Linked DNA regions of Homo sapiens: all the other regions are linked to region 4. A link is an interaction called in ENCODE POLR2A ChIA-PET data of the cell type or tissue named here. Cell type or tissue: HepG2. All regions are shown on one strand. Each heading gives the region's core, and the rest is flanking DNA. Links, peaks and the distances in the headings are about the cores only. Region 1 has its middle 32 kb from the start of YWHAH. Region 2 overlaps SYN3 (synapsin III). Region 3 overlaps PRR14L (proline rich 14 like). Region 4 overlaps DEPDC5 (DEP domain containing 5, GATOR1 subcomplex subunit).

Region 1 (5,215 bases), core at 810-4,809, 97 kb before region 4:
TCCGCCCGCCTCGGGCTCCCAAAGTGCTGAGATTACAGGTGTGAGCCACTGCGCTCGGCCAGCGCCCGGCCAGTTTCTGTACTGCATTACAGATAGCCAATCTGAGACCTCTTCTAGAGGGCTATGGTGGCTGCTTTGCATGTCTGCTTCCCTCCACGAGGAGGGCAAGGCCCACGTTGGTTCAACCTTGCATAAATGTTGGCTGAATGAATGAATTCAATAAATTCTAAATAAGCACCAAATGTGTGATGGGTGCTTGCTGTGGAGGATACAAGGATGAGCAAGATGTGTTCTCTGCCTCCAAAGAGCTTACATTCGATGGGAGAGGCAAGGTACGTGAACAAGGAAAGTGGAAGGAAACACAGAAGCCATGTCCCAGCAAGTGAGCACTCAATATGGCCAGCATTCTAATCTGGTGCTGCCCGTAACTTGCTGGAAGCCTCTAAGCAGGCTTCTTAGCCACTCTGGCCTTGGAACCCAGCAAGAGTAATTCCTATAGATTGACGATGGGGCTGCCATTGGATTCAGATCACAGGAAGGGGCAAGTGACAGGTGCCTCTTCTTCCAAAGTCACAGGAGGGAGGGAGTCCCCCCGTCTAAGCCTCTTACCTGACCACAGTCTAGTTCATGGTGTCTGAAGCTGACACGATTGACATTGGAGGCTGGATAATTCTTTGCTGTAAGGTCTATCCTGAGCATTGTAGGTTTTTTAGAAGTACTCACTAGAGGCTGGGCACAGTGGCTCACACCTGTAATCCCAGCAGTTTGAGAGGCTGAGGTGGGAGGATCACTTGAGGCCAGGAGTTCAAGAACAGCCTGGCTAACATGGCAAAATTCTGTCTCCACAAAAAAAAAAAAACCAAAAATTAGCCAGGCATGGTGGCTCCAGGTACTCAGGAGGCTGAGGCACAAGAATCGCTTGAACCCGGGAGGTGCAGGTTGCAGTCAGCCAAGGTTGTGCCACTGTGCTCCAGCCTGGGTGACAGAGTGAGACCCTGTCTCAAAAAAAAAAAAAAAAAAAAAAAGCATAGAGCAGAGAGACAGCCAGGCATGGTGGCTCAGGCCTGTAATCCCAGTGCTTTGGGACGCTGAGGCAGGAGGATCTCTTTTTTTTTTTTTTTGAGACGGAGTCTTGCTCTGTTGCCCAGGCTGGAGTGCAGTGGTGTGATCTTGACTCACTGCAAGCTCTGCCTCCTGGGTTCACGCCATTCTCCTGCCTCTGCCTCCAGAGTAGCTGGGACTACAGGTGCCCACGAGCATGCCTGGCTAATTTTTTTTGTATTTTTAGTAGAGACGGCTTTTCATCGTGTTAGCCAGGATGGTCTCGATCGGCAGGAGGATCTCTTGAGGCCAGAATTTTGAGACTACTTGGGCAACATAGCAAGAATCCCGTCTCTATAATATTTTTTTTTTAGACGGAGTTTCGCTCTTTTCGCCCAGGCTGGAGTGCAATGGCATGATCTCGGCTCACTGCAACCTCCGCCTCCCTGGTTCAAGTGATTCTCCTGTCGCAGCCTCCCAAATAGCTGGGATTACAGGTGCCTGCCACCATGCCAGGCTAATTTTTGTATTTTTAGTAGAGACGGGGTTTCACCATGTTGGCCAGGATGGTCTCGATCTCTTGACCTCATGATCCACTCACCTCGGCCTCCCAAAGTGCTGGGATTACAGGCGTGAGCCACTGCGCCAGGCCTTTTTTTTTTTTTTTTTTTTTTTTTTTTAATTAGCTGGGCGTGGTGGTGCACGCCTGTAGTCCCAGCTACTCAGGGGGGCTGAGCTGAGAGGATTGCTTGAGACTGAGTTCAGGGTGGCAGTGAGCTGTGATAGTGCCACTGCACTCCAGCCTGAACAACAGAGGGAGACCCTGTATCTCTGAGAGAAAAAAAAAAAAGAGCACAGAGAAGAGGCAAGAAATTGCGTTCCAGTGGCAACTGTGGGACTGAAACAGACTGGAATTCCCCCCTCAGCACTCATCCATCCTGTTGGTTGAGAAAGGAAAAAGTCTATATATAATCTTATGGTCCCCAATGTTTCTCCCAGATGAGTTCAGATGAAAATTCTGGGGCTCAGGGAGAAAAGACTTTTCCAGAGATTGCATAGCAATTCCCCATCTCCCCTCATCCCCATGGGAAAAGAGATTTTCTTGTTGGAAGGACTATGTGCTGATTCACTGAGGAAACAGGAATCTTGCTGCAGCCAGAGAAGCAGATGGAGGTCAAATCTGAAGGCTGGTAGGACTCAGTACTCGGCACCAGCTTTTGCTACATGCAAATGCTACATCCCAGGCATTTCAGGCCAGGTTTAGGGCAAGTGTGTGGCACAGTCTGAAGGCCAGGAGCTGCCTGAAGCACTTGCAGGCTGAAGCCACAGCTGCAGACCAGAAGAGAGGGCACACACAGTGCCTTCCAGATAGAAGCCTGGCAGGGAGGAAAGGCCACTGGTCCTGCCTCAAAGTCACTGAGTCACTGCCCATTCCCTACCAGAGAACCTGTATATGAGGCCATGTCTACATGTTACACTGCATCTGTACCCATGCAGAGATTCACCATACACGTAAGGCAGTCAGTTGAAAGGAACGAAGGGGTCCCCAGGCAGGAACCCAGGATGGAGCAGTGGGTGGCATCTCATTGATACAGCACCACAAAAAGGTGAAGAGGGCAGCACAGTTGGTGGTGACTGGGCTGATTCCCATGAACCTGATTCCCAGTCCAGCTGTTTGTTAGCGTATGGGCGTGGACCCTACTTCCTGGGGCCTTCCACCCCTCAGCTGGTATGTTGATAAGATTATACAATGAGTCAGGTGCAGTGTCCCATGCCTGCAATCCCAGCACTTTGAGAGGCCGAGGTGGGTGGATCATTTGAGGTCAGAAGTCCGAGATCAGACTGACCAATATGGTGAAACCCTGTCTCTACTAAAATTACAAAAATTAGCTGGATGTGGTGGCATGCCCTTGTAGTCCCAGCTACTGGGGAGGCTGAGGCAGGAGAATTGCTTGAACTTGGGAGGCAGAGGTTGCAGTGAACCAAGATTCTGCCACTGCATTCCAGCCTGGGCAACAGAGCAAGATCTCGTCTCAACAACAACAACAAAGATCATGCAATGAAAAGGTGTATGACACATTGCCCAGGACACAGGAAGCACTCAATGGAGTGACCATTGTTATTCTGTGTTTTTCTGAACTTTTCTGGGTAACTGAAGAGGCCTGTAAAATGGCTTCTATTCAGCATTCCCTCCCAGTATTCGCTATCTGCTTCAGCAAGGCCTCACAGATTTGCGCAGTGTCTCTGGCATACATCATGTATCCCTTCCTTTTTTTTTTTTGAGACAGGGTCTCCCTGTCGCCCAGGCTGGAGTGCAGTGATGCGATCTCGGCTCACTGCAACCTCTGCCTCCCAGGTTCAAGTGATTCTCCCGCCTCAGCCTCCTGAGTAGCTCAGATTACAGGCGCCCGCCACCATGCCTGGCTAGTTTTTGAATTTTTTTTTTTTTTTTGAGACAGAGTCTTGTTCCATCGCCCAGGCTGGAGTGCAGTGGTGTGATCTCAGCTCACTGCAACCTCTGCCTCCCGAGTTCAAGCAATTCTCCTGCCTCAGCCGCCCGAGTAGCTGGGACTACAGGCACGCACCACCACGCCCAGCTAATTTTTGTATTTTTAGTAGAGATGGGGTTTCACCATGTCGGCCAGGATGGTCTCGATCTCTTGACCTCTTGATCCACCCGCCCTGGCCTCCCAAAGTGTTGGAATTACAGGTGTGAGCCACTGCGCCCAGCCCTAACTTTTGTATTTTTAGTAGAGACAGGGTTTTACCATGTTGGCTAGGCTGGTCTCGAACTCCTGACCTCAGGTGATCCACCCACCTTGGCCTCCCAAAGTGCTGGAATTACAGGCGTAAGCCACCGTGGCCGGCCCTAACTTTTGTATTTTTAGTAGAGATGGGGTTTCACCATGTTCGCCAGGCTGGTCTCAAACTCCTGACTTCAGATGATCTTGGCCTTCCAAAGTGCTGGGATTACAGTCGTGAGCCACCGCACCTGGCCTGTATAATCTGGTGATAGGCTTCTGATCGGCATGCACATGTCCTCCATGTCTGACCAAACCCACAGATTCCCTGTGGGCTGAGCTTTGTACCTACAAAAAGGTGGATGAGTCTAAGAGACAGGATGAATGGATGGGAGGACTGGAGGATGATGGAGGAGGAAGGCACTGGGTTTGACTACCAGATTCTGGCTTGGACAAGTGGGTGGAAGGAGATGCCCACCAGAGAGAGGAGGAATCAGGAAAGTAGGCAGCAAGGAGACTGGGGCTCATGGGCAGGAAAGTTTGAGGTCCCGCTCTGATGGGGGAGTGACCCAGCATCCTAACGCACCAGCCGCCCCTTCTTCCACCAAATCATTCTGTGGGCCTTCTGCTGGGCAATTGCAGGGGCAGTTTTGGCCTCACACACAGGACACTGAGGATCACAAGTGATTGTTCAGTTCGTATGTGATCTGAACAGGCCAGCGTTTGCTGTGTCCAGCACCATCACTCAATGGCTTGAGAGCACAATGGAGACTCCCATCCAGGAATGTGAGAGCAGCTGTTCAGCTGTTTGAGAGCAGACATTTGCTTACTGTCTTTTTGTAAGACCTTTCATATACGTGGCCTTTTTTTTTTGAGATAAGGTCTTGCTCTGTCACCCAGGCTGGAGTGCAGTGGTGCAATCACAGCTCATTGCAGACCTCCTGAGTTCAAGCGACCTTCCCACCTCAGCCTCTCACGTAGCTGGGATGACAGGTGTGAGCCACCATGTCCAGCTAACTTTTGTTTTTTCTTAGACGGAGTCTTGCTCTGTCGCCCAGGCTGGAGTGCAGTAGCACAATCTCGGTTCACTGCAACCTCCATCTCCCGGGTTCAAATGGTTCTCCTGCCTCAGCCTCCCAAGTAGCTGGGATTATAGGTGCACACCACCACGCCTGGCTAATTTTTGTATTTTTCATAGAGATGGGGTTTCATCATGTTGGCCAGGATAGTATCAAATTCCTGACCTCACATGATCCGACCACCTCGGCCTCACAAAGTGTTAGGATTACAGGCATGAGTCACTGCACCCGGCCCCAAGCTAATTTTTTATTTATTTTATTTTATTTATTCATTTTTTTTGTAGCGACGGGGTCTTCCTATGTTGCTCAGGCTGATCTCAAATTCCTGGGCTCAAGTGATCCTCCCATCTCAGT
Region 2 (5,215 bases), core at 695-4,694, 770 kb before region 4:
CCATGTTGGCCAGAATGGTCTTAATCTCCTGACCTCGTGATCCACCTGCCTCAGCCTCCCAAAGTGCTGGGATTACAGGCGTGAGCCACCGCTCCCGGCGTATTCTCTGCTTCTCTTGAGCACAGTGGGCCCTCGGGAGGGGATACATCAGTCCCCTACACCTTAATGAAGACTTTAGGCACTGTGCTCCCTTTACACATCCTCTGCAATGAAGTTGTCCTCTCCACAAATGCAACATACACAGTCCATCCTCATCATTCACAGACTCCATGTTTGCCAATTCATCTACTTGCAAAAATTCCTTTGTAGCCCCAAAATGAAATCTCGCAGCAGTTTTGTGGCCATTCACGGACCTGCTCAGAGTGGTGAAAAATTTGAGTCAAATAAGATAACACTCTGTCTCCTGGTTTCAGCTCTCAAACCGTAAACAAGTGTCCTTCTTGCAGTCTATTTGGTGCCACACTTATGCATTTTTGTGCTTTTTGTTGATGATTTCACTGTTTAAAATGCCCTCGAAGTGTAGTGCTGAAGTGCTGTCTAGTCTTCCTAAGTGATATTCTTTATGGAAAAAAATAGATGTGTTAGATAAGTTTCATTTAGGCATGAGTTATACAGTACCATTGGCATTGAGTTTAATGTCAATGAATCAACAATATATATTAAAATGTCTTTCAGCAGAAACACACATAACACAAGTTTATATATTAATCACTGGATGAAAATATTGTGACCAGAGGCTTAAAGGAACTTAACTCTGTATTTCTCCTAGGAGCAATGGGTCAGTATTCACTTATTCAGTGTTCACTGCAACTTTATAAGGCATAACTAGCATTAATAATGAGAATCAACTGCATGTGTATATTTGCATGTGTGTGCATGTGTTTGTGTGTATATGTGTATATGTATATACATACATATACATATATACATATACATGTATACATATATACATATATACATGTATACATGTATACATATATACATATACACATATATACATATACATATATACATACATACATATATACGTATACATACATACATATATACGTATACATACATATATACATATATACGTATATACACATATATGTATACATACACATATACGTATATACACATATATGTATACATACACATATATACGTATATATACGTATATATGTCTATATACGTATATATACATATAAAAGACACACATGCCCATCTTGTAAAGAGTCCTTAAATTTGCTTCCTGCCTTTGAAAGCTAAAATGCTGTGATTCTAGGCGTAAGCAGAGCTAACTGAAACAGTCATCCTGCTTCTCTGTGTAACCCAATGTTCACCTGTTGAAGGCAGGACCATCTAGATCATGAAGTCATTTTTCTTACAAGAACTTAAAGCTAAGACCTCTACCTGAGATCTTCCTCTGCCACCTCCTGCATCTTCACATCATCCTTGGTTCACTGGAAAGAGCCCTGGCCTGGTTTGGGAAATCTGGGTCATCCTGCTAGCCTCACACTCCCTGGGGCCAGCAGTAACCACCAGTGCCAGTCACTTAAACCTGTAAATGCAATTTTCCCTTATTTCATGATTTTCCTCACCCAATCACTTGGGAGAGCTAGTGAATAAAAGTGCATTAGAAAGTCTAAAGCTTCATAGAAATAGGAGATGGGGAGATAAGCAAAAGAGAGTATGGGCTTTGGGCTTAGACTGGCGCTGGGGAAAACCAACTGATGCTGGGGTTCTGAGCTTGGCTCAACTGTTTGCCAGCATTGTGACCTTCAGCAAATTTCTTAACTTCCCTGGGCCTCTGCTTCTCTGGGATAGCTCAGAGCAGATTACATGGATGAATAAGGAAAGAGAAGGAGGATAGTAACAATTCCCAAGTGCCCGTACACCACGATGAGTGCCTTGTGCATCTCCTCTAACCTTCAGAGGTATTTCAGAGGTATTTCTGATCCCTGTTTTATAGAGGTGCCAAGAGTCATTCTGCCCAAGGTCACAGGTAAGTGGTGAAGCAGAATTTGGACTGAGATTGACAGCCCTGTTCTGCTTGCTGCCAGGGACCCTCAGGAACACCCTGGTGTAATCATCTCTTCCCAGTACAAGGCAAGGAGCCAACTTAATTAGAGAGTTTATTTATAAAGAATTTCACAAGGCCCCACCCAAGAAACATGTCAGTACCTTTGAGACCAGCACTGACCTTTTGCATATGAACTGCTCTTGTGTTTTGGTCAACTGATCTCACACCAGGCCTGAAGCCAAAACCAAGAACATTCATTTCAAAAGAATGATTTAAACAAAAAGAAAGAAAGAATACCACCCTCTGGCACTGTGTTTTAAAGACAGTGTACACCATCTATAAGCCCCATTTTGTCAAGAGGGACAGAGGCCCAGGAACAGACTCATTTGGAAGAAATAAATTGTCTGTTCTTATGAGCACTGATGCAGAGGACCCCTCCATGAAAAACAAAGAATATCAATTTTTTTTAACTGACAGACATTGAAAAGCAATAAGATTTCCTTTTTTCTTTTCTCTGTTTTCCTGGTCATGTCTGTTGAGCCATCCTGACACTGCATCTAACAAAGGCCAGAGAATTCTTCCCCTTAAGAGACCCTCAGACAGAAGTGGGGCACACATCACCCGGTGGGGTGGGGAACATTATAATTTACCGCACTCCAATCACCAAAAGCTCCTTGCTGCTCCCCGGCATCAGACAGTCACATACAATTCACAAATTTGTAAATTTTTGAGGCTCCCAGCAGTCCTTTGAGGTGGATATTGCGTCATGATGTCATCATAATAGGTTTGTTTGCCCGATGCACAGTAAGTCAATAAACCAAGGCAACAGGGATTGCAGCAAAGAAAGAGTTTAATAATCATACGGCAGCCAAACAAGGAAACAGGAGGAAACCTCAAATCCACCCCTCCAGGGAGTTGGAGCTAGAGATTTCAAGGGGTTTGAAGTGGGCCAAGGTCCAGGATTATTGATTGGTCAAAGAGTGCAGAGTAAAGTCATGGGACAGGGAAATGAAGAAACTGCATTCTCGTGCTGATTCGATTCCTCTGTGGTTGTTTTCAAACTGGTTGGCATTAGCTTTCCTGCTGGAATTCAGGATCTGAAGAACATCTTAGGCAATTCTTAAACAAAAGCCTTATGAGTCCATGGTCACTGATCGTAGCTATAGGAACAATGGGGATATAAATCAATTCGTAAACAAAAACCTATGATTCTAAGGTTAGAAATCCTAGGTATAGGAACAATGAGGATGCAGATGGTCAGTATCTAGTGCTACCTGACTCTCAGTTACAAGGAAGTGGGCCAAAGTGTGGCCTGATTAGTGCTTAATAGAACTATATTTCTGCACAGGACCCAGGATGTAATTTTTGTTATCCCTGTGAGGACCGTTTCAATGATACTCATTTTACAGATGAGATAAGCAGAGATCAAAGAGGAGAAATGATTTGCACAGGGCTGCATATCACACGCACACGTTCTTCCCACTGATTCTGGCATCCATGCCAGGGGAGGTAAGACTCCAGAGAGTTCTGCCAGGCCTTTTGGAACACAGCCTATATGTCTGCTGAGGGCTTCTCTAGCCAAAACGCTCAGGCACAGCCCATTCTTACCATCAGCAGGCAGGAGAAGCATGATCCTAAAACCAGGGGAGGCCCCCTGCCCTACTGAGGCGTGGGGCACAGGGCAGTCTTCCAGCAAGCTTCCTGGAAGTGAAACCAGCCACATCTCTGGAATCTTGGAAATAGCTGTACCGGGGAGCAGTTGGCATCACTGCCGACAGGTGGCCATGGCAGGCTTGTTTTCCAGGAAGACCACAGATGATGCAGACAATGGGTTTGTTACATTTTGGGGTGTGTGTCTGTCCATGTGTTGGGGGTAGGGGAAGCAGCTTTCTAAAATACAAACATCTGCCTCCATTAAGCCTCCAGATCAATAGGACACTAGCGGCAGACCCTGATCTCTTGCTTGACTCTTGGTCTTCACCCCCAGGAGACCTCCATACCAATAGCTCTGTCCTCCAGGGGTGAAGCTGGAAGACAAAGGAGGCACTGTGATGGGCCAGTGAATGCTGCTCAGCCTTGTTCACGTCATGACACTCCTAGAAAAGAGTGGTAGCTATACAACTCAGCAGGTCGATGGAGGAGGCTGCTAACAGCTGAAGAGAAGGACCTAGAGGCCCCTGGCCACTCTAACAGATAATGGATCAGCAGCCAAGGGCACCGATTCAGATGATCTGGGCAATGGGCCCTGAAGTCAGACGGTCCTGAGCTCTTCGGTAGCCTTGCTGCTCAGTGTGCCCTATGGAAGTACTGGCAGCATCCGTATCACCTGGGAGCCCCTTAAAAATGCAGAACATAGGCTGGGCACAGTGGCTCACACCTGTAATCCCAGAAGTTTTCAGGAGGCTGAGATGGGAGAATCACTTGAGTCTAGGAGTTCAAGACCAACCTAAGCAGCATGGTGAGACCCACCCCCACCCCCAGCCCGTCTCTACAAAAATTAAATAAATAAATAAATAAAAATTAGCTGGTTGTGGTAGCATGTGCCTGTGGTCCCAGCTACTTGGGAGGCTGAGGTAGGGGGATCACTAGAGCCTGGGAAGTCGAGGCTGCAGTGAGCTGTGATCACACCACTGCACTCCAGCCTGGGCAACAGAGTGAGACCCGGTCTCAAAAAAAAAAAAAGGGAGAATGCAGACCTGTTTCCAGACCTGCCAACTCTGAATCTACATTTTAACAAAATGCACAGGTGATTTGCAGGCTGTTCTGCATAACCACTGGTTTTGACCAAGGGATGCAAACTCAGATGCCCAAGGGACCAGGCATTACCATGAGTCAGAAGCCCAGGCTGGGAGTTCGAGGCCATCCTGCAAGAGAAGTCACAACTTAGCCCCAGCCAGGGAAGCCTGATTTCCAGATTCTTTTATAACAATCAATTCTCAGGCCGGGTGTGGTAGCTCACGCCTATAATCCCAGCATTTTGGGAGGCCGAGATGGGTGGATCACAAGGTCAGGAGTTCAAGACCAGCCTGGCCAACATGGTGAAAACCCATCTCTACTAAAAATATAAAAATTATCCGGGTTTGGTGGTGCACGCCTGTAGTCCCAGCTACTTGGGAGACCAAGGCAGAAGAATTGCTTCAATTCTTCAGGAAGCGGAGGTTGCAGTGAGCTGTCATCACACCACCGCACTCCAACCTGGGCCACAGAGTG
Region 3 (4,985 bases), core at 986-4,985, 130 kb after region 4:
CACAGATGAGACTCAAAAGAATAATAAGTTCAATAGATTAAAACATATCAAATATAAACCCAATAGTTAATAATGATACTTTAAAAAATTTAAAACCATTGGCCATCTTTGGAAGATACTGGGGAACCAATTCATTGTTTTGGAAATTGGTAATAAAAGGAAAAAAGCAAGCATATGGCCTGCTTTTACTATTCAAGCTGTACCTCAGGGTTACTGTATAATTGATAGGTGTGAAGGGTTTTTGTGTGTGTGTGTGTGTGTGTGTGTATGTATATATTTTTTAAGAGACAGGGTCTTTGTCACCCAGGCTGTACCCAGTGTCAGACTCCTAGGCAACAGAGCAAGACCCCATCTCTAAAAAAGAAAAAAACAAAAAAGAACAGAATATATAGTTTTCTAGTCAGTGGAGGGAGATAGAAAAAAAAGAACAGTCAGTTCACAAAAAGAAACATTGCAAAGCAGCACAAACAACAGCTGTAAAGTAGATATAAATCTATGAAAAATAATATATATAAATCTAAATATATCATTCCCAGTAAGTATGAATGGGCTCAGTTACATAAAGTTGAAGGTTGGTACCCTGGAAAAGAAAATCCAGTACATATTGTTTGCATGAGACACATCTAAAACATATTACAGACAGGTTGGAGCAAACGAAAAGGATAGCATTGGGAAATAAGTCTCTTCCATCTTAGGAGAACATGAGGCTGTGCACAGTAGCTCATGCCTAATTTTTTTTTTTTTAATCTAGCCTGGCATGGTGGCACACACCTGTAATCCCAGCTACTCAGGAGGCTGAGGCTGGAGGATGGCTAGAGTTTAAGGCTGCAGTGAGCTATGATCATGTCACTGCCCTTCAGCCTGGGCAACAGAGCAAGACCTTCTCTGAAAAAAAAAAGAGAGAGAGAACCTGAAGAATTTTTTTCCTTATTTCTTTTCAGGTTAAAGAAGAAGGAGTTTAGTTTAGAAGAGATATATACCAACAAGAATTATAAATCTCCTCCTGCAAACAGGTAGGTACTTATAGCTGGGAAATAAAAGGGAAGAATTTGAAATGATTGATGTGAATCTCCAGCCCTTTCACTTTAGAAAGAGTTTATGTTCAGTTGTACCAATATTGGGTCTTTTTTTTTTTTTTTTTGAGACAGAGTCTCTGTCGCCCAGGCTGGAGTGCAATGGCGCAATCTCGGCTCACTGCAAGCTCCGCCTCCTGGGTTCACGCCATTCTCCTGCCTCAGCCTCTCCGAGTAGCTGGGACTACAGGCGCCCGCCACCACACCCGGCTAATTTTTTGTATTTTTAGTAGAGACAGGGTTTCACCGTGGTCTCGATCTCCTGACCTCGTGATCCGCCTGCCTTGGCCTCCCAAAGTGCTGGGATTACAAGTGTGAGCCACCGCGCCCGGCCAATATTGGGTTTTATAAATAGCTAGAATTGGTATTTTCAATTGCAGCACTTGAATTAGGGTCAGTAATAGGATAGGAAATAAAGTGTATTGGGTTACGTAAAGAAAATGTAGCCAGGCACGGTGGCTCACGCCTGTAATCCCAGCACTTTGGGGGGCCAAGGCGGGTGGATCACGAGGTCAGGAGTTCGAGACCAGCCTGACCAACATGGTGAACCCTGTCTCTACTAAAAATACAAAAAATTAGCCGGGCATGGTGGCTCACACCTGTAATCCCAGCTATTTGGGAGGCTGAGGCAGGAGAATTGCTTGAACCCGGGAGGAGGAGATGGCAGTGAGCTAAGATCACACCACTGCACTCCAGCCTGGGCAACAGAGCTAGACTCTGTCTCAGAAAAAAAAAAAAAGAAGAAAGAAAATGTAGTCTCAGCCAGGTGCAGTGGCTGACACCTGTAATTCAAGCACTTTGGGAGGCCAAGGCGGGCAAATCACCTGAGGTCAGGAGTTCAAGACCAGCCTGGCAAACACAGTGAAACCCTGTCTCTACTAAAATACAAAATTACCCAGGCGTGGTGGCACACACCAGTAATCCCAGCTACTCGGGAGGCTGAGGCAGGAGAACCGCTTGAACCCGGGGGGTGGAGGTTGCAGTGAGCCGAGATCGCGCCATTGCACTCCAGCCTGGGCAACAAGAGCGAAACTCCATCTCAAAAATGAAAAAGAAAAAAGAAGTATAAACAAGTAGTTTGTGTTTGTATTTTTACCAAATATGCTGACTTCAGGACTGATAATCATTGATTTTTCAGATATGATTGTAAACCGAAATACAGGAAGAGTTTCACTTAGGTCTGAATTCAATTCAAGTCAGTGAACATTTATTAAATGCCCACTGTTTCTAGAATATAGAAGGAGAATTGTAGGATTTTATCCTAAGATTTTGTATGTCTGCTCTAACACATTTGTACAATTACTTATAATTAATTCCTTATAATGGAATATACTGTGTAACCATTTAAAAAAAACGAATCAGAGCCAGGCACAGTGGCACATGCCTGTAATCGCACCACTTTGGGAGGCCAAGGAGGGAGGATCACTGGAGCCCTTGAGTTGGAGACCAGCCTGAGCAATATACCAAGACTCCATCTCTACAAAAAAAAAATTCTTTTTAAATTAGCCAGACATGGTGGTACATGCTTGTAGTCCCAGCTACGTGGGAGGCTCAGGTAGGAGGATAGCTTGAGCCCAGGATGTCGAGGCTGTAGTGAGCTGTGATTGTGATTGTGCCACTGCACTCCAGCCTGAGTAACAGAGTGAGACCCTGTCTCAAAAAAAAAGTTTTTTTTTTAAAGATGAGTCAGGGCTGGGTGCAGTGGCTCACACCTGTAATCCCAGCACTGGGAAGCCGAGGCGGGCGAATCATGAGGTTAGGAGATCAAGACCATCCTGGCTAACAGAGTGAAACCCTGTCTCTACTAAAAATACAAAAAAAAAAAAAAAATTAGCCGGGCGTGGTGGTGGGCACCTGTAGTCCCAGCTACTTGGGAGGCTGAGGCAGGAGAATGGCGTCAACCTGGGAGGCGGAGCTTGCAGTGAGCGGAGATCACACCACTGCACTCCAGCCTGGGTGACAGAGTAAGACTCCATCTTAAAAAAAAAAAAAAATTAACCTGGCATAGTGACACATACCTGTAGTCCCCACTACTTGGGAGGCTGAGGCAGGAGAATCGCTTGAACCCAGGAGACAGAGGTTGCAGTGAGCCAAGATCATGCCATTGCGCTCCAGCCTGGGCAACAAGAGTGAAATTCTGTCTCACAAAAAAAAGAAAAAGAGTTGGCGCAAGTAGCTTTCAGTCCCTGTTGACTAGAAGGGTTGTTGACCCAGCGTCAACATCCTGACCCTGTTGACAGGATGGGCCATGTGAGTCAGTCTGTTGGTGATTGTTTCGTGCTTCATCCTTAGGTGTTTAGAGACCATCTTTGAGGAACCCAAGGAACGAAATGGTACACTAATCTCAATCAGCCAACAGAAGAGGAAGCGAGTTCTAGAATTTCAGGATTTTACAGTCCCGCGAAAGAGGAGAGCTCGAGGCAAAGTCAAGGTGGCAGGCAGCTTTACCAGGGCCCAGAAGGCAGCTGTGCAGAGTCGAGAGCTGGATGCTCTTTTGATACAGAAACTAATGGAACTGGAGACCTTCTTTGCCAAGGAAGAGGAGCAGGAACAATCATCAGGCTGTTGAGAAGCGATTCAGTTTGAGGGTCTCAATTTTAGGGTTTTTTTGTTTTGTTTTGTTTTTGGGTTTTTTTTTTTTTTTTGGACCTCCTTGGAAAAGGTTGCCTAATTTTGCCCTACCGCCAAACCACTCAAAAATGCACAGTCCATGAATTTTTACCTATTTCAAGGTGCAACCTTTTTAGAAACTGGTGAAGGAGGGTCCTCTACTTTTACTGCTGAGTATAGAACCTCAGGAATGCTCCCTTTCTCCTGGAAATGGACCTGAACGACATCCAGCCACCTCCTCAGTCTCTGCCATCCACAGGAGGAAGCAGCAGCCTATCTTCAGTAACACTAGGATTCCAAGGACACACAGGATTTGCACGTCCATATGAAAGTTCCGCTTTGTTTACGGTGGTGCTAGACCAAGATTATTAGAAACGTGGCCTAGGGAGGGGGACCTGGCGTCCTGTCCTGTGTGGTCTCACTGGCTCATTTCAGTAGTTGAGGAAAGATGAGCTGTTGTGTTTTCTTATCTTTTGTCTGCCCAGGACCTATTGATGTGAGTGTATGTGAGAGTGTTTGTGTGTGTGTGGCTTTTTCCCATCGTTTTCTCCCCTCTGTGACTGGGTCACTAGTGCCAGAGGAGCCCGTCCAGGCCCCATTCGAAGTAAGTTGCACTTTTTAATGTTGTGGTGTGGATTATTTTCATTTGTTTTATTTTCTTTTTTGTTGTTGTTTTTGTACTATTATTGCTGCATGTGTGGAGCCTTTAAATGTGATTTTAAAACATTTTTTTAAGGAGAAAAACAATACATGTCTTAAGAATACATGATAGGCATTTGACCCAGTTGATCGCTGCATGGAAGAGACATTTTTCCTATTCATGTGTTTCAGGCAATCCCTTCCCCATCTCCAGCTTCTAGTGTAACTCATTAGAGGGAGCACTTTTTTTCATCTGGGTTCTCATTCTTGCCCACCAAATACATGTATTTATTTTAGTGATTTAAGTAAGAGCAGGTTTCTCTCCCGATCATTGAAAAACTACTATGGTTGGGTGTGGTCTTAATGGTTTTTATCTGAAATGGTGTTAGGTAACAAAATTGAGTACAACGGCTTGGGCAGTGATACAGGCTGACCCACAGTATTTGTGGCTTTCCAGGCAGCCCGCTTCAAGTGTGGGGAGAGAGTCGGGGTCATGTTTCAGACCCAGAGATGTGTTCCTGCAGTGGGATCTCAAAAATCCCCAGCCAGCCTTCTTTGAGGGCCACCTCATTGTACTCTGGGCTCCTACGTCACATCTACCGGAACTGTCAAATGCTGGAGTTAGCCGAGTTTCTGGGTTTGTGCCTGCAGGAGTCTGTGGGC
Region 4 (5,215 bases), core at 354-4,353:
TAAAAACTAGCCGGGTGTGGTGGTGCACACCTGTAGTCCCAGCTATTTGGGAGGCTGAAGTGGGAGGATCACGTGAGCCCAGGAGGTTGAGGCTGTAGTGAGCCAATATTGTACCACTGCACTACAGCCTGGGCAACAGAGTGAGAACCTGTCTCAAAACAAACAAATAAAAGAAACCACCCATGAAACTGCTCAGGCCATCAAGGGTATGCATATATAAAAAGCCACCAAGTATATGAAAGATGTCACTTTGGCCAGGCAAGGTGGCTCACGCCCGTAATCCCAGCACTTTGGGAGGCTGAGGTGGGCAGATCACCTGAGGTCAGGAGTTCGAGACCAGCCTGACCAACATGGTGAAACCCCATCTCTACTAAAAATACAAAAATTAGCCAGGCATGGTGGCAGGCACCTGTGATCACAGCTACTCGGGAGGCTGAGGCAAGAGAATTGCTTGAACCCGGGAGGCAGAGGTTGCAGTGAGCCAAGATCACGCCATTGCACTCCAGCCTGGGGGACAAGAGTGAAACTCCATCACAAAAAAAAAAGAAAGAAAGAAAGAAAGAAATATGTCACTTTACAGAAACAATGTGTACCATTTCCACATTACAATGATGGAGATAGTAGGTGGTCCCAGGCCACACAGCACGGCTGCACACGGGGTCAGTGGCCAAAAAAGAGTACTGAATTATTGCTACATATGCTTAAAAATGCACAGTCATGCCGAACTTAAGGGTTCAGGTGCAGATCCTCTGGTCATTGAGCATGTCCAGGTGAACAAAGCACCCAAGATGTGCTGCCTGATGTAAAGAGCTCATGGTCAGATTAACCCATACATGAGCTCCCCCTGCGAAACCAAGATGATCCTCATGGAAAAGGAATAAATTATTCCTAAACCAGAAGAGGACATTGCACAGAAGAAAAAGATATCCCAAGGCCAGGCATGGTGGCTCACGCCTGTAATCCCAGCACTTTGGGAGGCCGAGGTGGGTGGATCATTGGAGGCCAGGAGTTTGAGACCAGCCTGGCCAACACGGCAAAACCCCATCTCTACTAAAAAAACAAAAATTAGCTGGTGTGGTGGTGTGTGCCTGTAATCCCAGCTACTTGGGAGGCTAAGGCAAGAGAATCACTTGAACCCAGGAGGCAGAGGTTGCAGTGAGCTGAGATCATGCCACTGTACCCTAGCCCGGGCAACAGAGCAAGACTCTGTCTCAGAAAAAAAGAAAAGAAAAAAAAAGAAAAGAAAGAAACTGAAGAAACAAAAACTGATAGTATGGGAATAAATTCGGTACAAAATCAATGCAAATAAAAGTTAAAAAAAAACAGGTAAGTGAAAAAAAAAGTTTTTTGTTTTTTTTTTTTTGAGGTGGAGTCTCCCTCTGTCACCCAGGCTGGAGTGCAGTGGTGGAATCTCGGCTCACTGCAACTACGCCTGCCAGGTTCAAGTGATTCTCCTGCCTCAGCCTCCTGAGTAGCTGGGATTACAGGCACCCGCCACCACACCTAGCTAATTTTTGTATTTTGAGTAGAGACGGCGTTTCACCATGTTGACCAGGCTGGTCTCAAACTTCTGGCCTCAAGTGATCCACCCGCCTTGGCCTCCCAAAGTGCTGGAATTACAGGTGTGAGCCACTGCGCCCGACCGGTAAATGAGAAACTAAAATGCAACATTAAGACAGAGGTTGTTTTATATATGGCACAAATGGAAATCATAAGGAAATAAACCCTTTTGACCCTAGGCCTAAGAAAAGCTTTCCATTAACATATGGAAAGGCATACAGTTAAATGATGGATGAAGAAAGGCTAAACAAAAAATAGTATAATAGAGGCAGGGTGCGGTAACATTGGTTCATGCCTGTAATCTCAGCACTTTTGGAGGCCAATGGGTGGATCCCTCGAGTCCAGGAGTTCAAGACCAGCCTGGGAATGGTAAAACCCCACCTCTACAAAAAAAAATATGATAATCAGCTGGGTGTGGTGGCATGCTATAGTCCCAGTTACTTGGGAGGCAGAAGTGGGAGGATCAATTGAGTCCAGGAGTTCAAGGCCGCACTGAGGTGAGCTGTGATTGCATCACTGCACTTCCCCACCTCTACAAAAAAAAATATGATAATCAGCTGGGTGTGGTGGCATGCTATAGTCCCAGTTACTTGGGAGGCAGAGGTGGGAGGATCGATTGAGTCCAGGAGTTCAAGGCCGCACTGAGGTGAGCTGTGATTGCATCACTGCACTTTATCCTAGGTGCTCTGTCACCAAAAAAAAAAAAAAAAAAAAAAGAAGTATAATATATACATAGCTAACAGCTAAAGTGATTTGTACCTACTGCACTGGCAAAGAAATCATTAAGATGTGGGATTTACACCCCACCTCTGACCAATCCTCCCACCTCCAGTCACCCACTATATTAAGAAAGATGTCCCTGGCTCTGTCTGTGCTTCAGCACTCTTACCTCGAGTGCTGGTGTATCCCAAGGAGCTGCTGACTTCATACTGGTGCAGGTGGGGGTGTGGGATCATCAGGATGTTGGCACTCTTGCCTAGGGAGCTGTCGTCAGAAGCCTGGCTCCTCACTTCCTCAGTGGGCAGTGTGCGGCTTGGTAGGGAAGGGCTGGATGAAACATCACAGGAGCTGGCACTCTTTCGACTGTGACTCTCTCGCTCTCGCACAGATCTGCCAGGCAAGAGACAAAAAGTTACCATCAAGCGAGGGATGCTGTCCTACCTTGAGTTAAAACTAAAACCCATCACCAGCCCAAGCCACATGGAACCCAATAACAAAAATCCCCAGTGTGATCTACAAGTGGGAAACCTGTATGCGGTACTTCACCCTTAACAGCTTGAGATGTTATATAAGAGAGGGGGGAAATGACAGACATTATGCAGCCAAAGTCCTAGGATCATAGTTGTAAAGAAAGGACTGCTCCAGGCTGACCCCACCTAATCCCACTGATTAATCTCTCATCACTAAAAACAGAATGAGAAGAGAGGTATGATGTGATGTGGGAGAAAGAACATAGTGCCCAAGAAGTCTACTTGCCCTCAAATTTGAATCTAAATCTAATCAAGCTTCCAGAGATAATTGCCAGTTTACAGGGAATCTGCAGAATAGAGGAAAACTGAAACACTACAAGGCAACAATCAGCCAAATGTAGAAAGCAAGACATTCTACTGTCACACACACACACAAAAGGCATTATAACCAAATGCAAAAAGTGGATCTTGTTTAGGTCCCATTTCAAACTAACTGCAAAAGCACATTTTTGAGGCAATTCAAAAAACTGACTATGCACTGGCTATTAGAGGGCATTTAGGGATTAGTGTTAATTTTGTTACCAATGATAATGGTACCGTGATGGGTTTTCTTTTAGTTCTTATTTGTTGAAACATATACTAATCAGCTTTGTGCCAGGCTGGGTGACACTAAATAAATAAATAACATGTAAAAAAAGAAAGAAACTTACGCTGAAGTATGTATTATTGAAAAAAAATAGAGGCTGCCTGGGGTTTGTTTTGTTTGTTTGTTTTTGTGAGACGGAGTCTCACTCTGTCACCCAGACTGGAGTGCAGTGGCATGATCTCAGCTCACTGCAGCCTCCACATCCTGGGTTCAAGTGATTTTCCTGCCTCAGCCTCCCAAGTAGCTGAGATTACAGACGCCCACCACCACGCCTGGGTACTTTTTTCGTATTTTTAGTAGAGACGGGGTTTCACCACGTTGGTCAGCCTGGTCTCAAACTCCTGAACTCAAGTGATCCACCTGCCTTGGCCTCCCAAAGTGCTGGGATTACAGGTGTGAGCCACTGTGCCCGGCCAATCCTGGGATTTGTTTTTAAAATATTCCATCCAAAATTTAAACGTGGGAGAGGTCATGAAACAAGGCTGACAACATGGTGATAACTGTTCATGATACTATTCTCTATTTGAGCACGTCTGAACATTTCCTAATAAAAGTTTATATATGCATATATATATATATATATATAGCCTTATTAAAACATAAAATTCCCTAAGGGGAAAACCTCTAAAAGCAACAGGAAGAAGGATCAAAAAGAAAGAAGCCCTATAGAGAAGCAAAAGCTCAGAACGAAAAAGCAAGCCCACCAACGGGGCTGCCCTTCTGGCATCAGAGCTGCTCCCTTTCCTCCTGGAAGGATTTTTTTAGTAAGAGCTTAAACGGAGCCTGAAAACAGATTCCAAGTGCTGACTACATGTTTGTTCTTTCCACAGTAAATATTTAAACACCAGTATACGCTTAGCCATGTGTGAAGGTAGCACCAATTAAGACACAATTTGTGCCTTCAGAGACCACACAACCTGGGTACCACCAGGTCTTGTCATCTTTAATTAGAAAAAGAAAATCAATCTTGAACTATGAGAGCATTTTTAAAGACTACAAAGAAAAGCCCCTAAGTAGCTCTTACTGAGCCCCTAAGCAGCATCCACACATAGGAGAGAGGCTGCTGACAGCACTTAATTCTGAGCTCTAAGCCTTCTCAGGTAGGACTGGATGAGAGAAAAGGGCAGAAAACAATCATGTGGTCACTCTAAGTTCATTTGCCACAAAATTAAGAGACATAATATTCTTCCACTCAGTTGCGCTTAAAGCTACAGAGTTAAGAAATCTGGCGGGGGCAGTGGCTCACACCTATAATCCTAGCACTTTTGGAGGCCAAGGTGGGTGGATCACCTGGGGTCGGGAGTTCGAGACCAGCCTGACCAACACTGAGAAACCCCGTCTCTACTAAAAATACAAAATTAGCCAGGCGTGGAGGCGCATGTTTGTAATCCCAGCTACTCGGGAGGCTGAGGCACAAGACTTGCTTGAACCTGGGAGGCGGAGGTTGTGGTGAGCTGAGATTACACCATTGCACTCCAGCCTGGGCAACAAGAGCAAAACTCCAACTCAAAAAAAAAAAAAAAGAAAGAAATCTGGAAAATTGGCCGGGCGCGGTGGCTCACGCCTGTAATCCCACCACTTTGGGAGGCTGAGGTGTGCGTATCACGAGATCAGGAGATCGAGACCATCCTGGCTAACACGGTGAAACCCCGTCTCTACTAAAAATACAAAAAATTAGCTGGGCGTGGTGGTGGGCGCCTGTAGTCCCAGCTACTCGGGAGGCTGAGGCAGAAGAATGGTGCGAAGCTGGGAGGCAGAGCTTGCAGTGAGCCGAGATCGCGCCACTACACTCCAGCCTGGGCAACAGAGCGAGACTCTG

Evidence for each region. Peaks named below come from ENCODE experiments on the same cell type or tissue, not always from the same donor. Only the 100,000 strongest peaks of a DNase experiment are listed, where the experiment ranks them.
Region 1: POLR2A ChIA-PET joins it to region 4 with 9 read pairs; 2 of 35 experiments call an interaction of 5 or more read pairs at or near these places.
Region 2: POLR2A ChIA-PET joins it to region 4 with 5 read pairs; 2 of 35 experiments call an interaction of 5 or more read pairs at or near these places.
Region 3: POLR2A ChIA-PET joins it to region 4 with 6 read pairs; 7 of 35 experiments call an interaction of 5 or more read pairs at or near these places.

Annotation. Positions count from the first base shown.
Region 1 is chr22:31,909,497-31,914,711 of GRCh38, reverse strand. No RefSeq gene overlaps it. Among named protein-coding and RNA genes, the nearest start is that of YWHAH, 32 kb to the left of the region's middle. RefSeq lists an enhancer at 2,044-2,543. In HepG2, for the core only: no CTCF peak of the experiment used is centred there; a DNase peak (open chromatin) is centred at 2,781.
Region 2 is chr22:32,581,827-32,587,041 of GRCh38, reverse strand. All of the region lies in intron 7 of SYN3 (synapsin III), which reads left to right. SYN3-AS1 (SYN3 antisense RNA 1) reads right to left here. Exons shown (of 4, transcript XR_001755503.2): 2 at 2,656-3,165; 3 at 1,396-1,543; 4 at 523-558. Among named protein-coding and RNA genes, the nearest start is that of SYN3-AS1, 9.5 kb to the right of the region's middle. In HepG2, for the core only: a CTCF peak has its summit at 3,791; a DNase peak (open chromatin) is centred at 2,981.
Region 3 is chr22:31,684,184-31,689,168 of GRCh38, reverse strand. PRR14L (proline rich 14 like) reads left to right here. Exons shown (of 9, transcript NM_173566.3): 8 at 942-1,013; 9 at 3,366-4,985. The coding sequence ends at 3,642. Among named protein-coding and RNA genes, the nearest start is that of PISD, 24 kb to the right of the region's middle. In HepG2, for the core only: no CTCF peak of the experiment used is centred there; a DNase peak (open chromatin) is centred at 3,298.
Region 4 is chr22:31,812,447-31,817,661 of GRCh38, reverse strand. It overlaps DEPDC5 (DEP domain containing 5, GATOR1 subcomplex subunit), which reads right to left. Exons shown (of 43, transcript NM_001242896.3): 21 at 2,450-2,670. It also overlaps the pseudogene RPL17P52. Among named protein-coding and RNA genes, the nearest start is that of DEPDC5, 61 kb to the right of the region's middle. In HepG2, for the core only: no CTCF peak of the experiment used is centred there; a DNase peak (open chromatin) is centred at 2,111.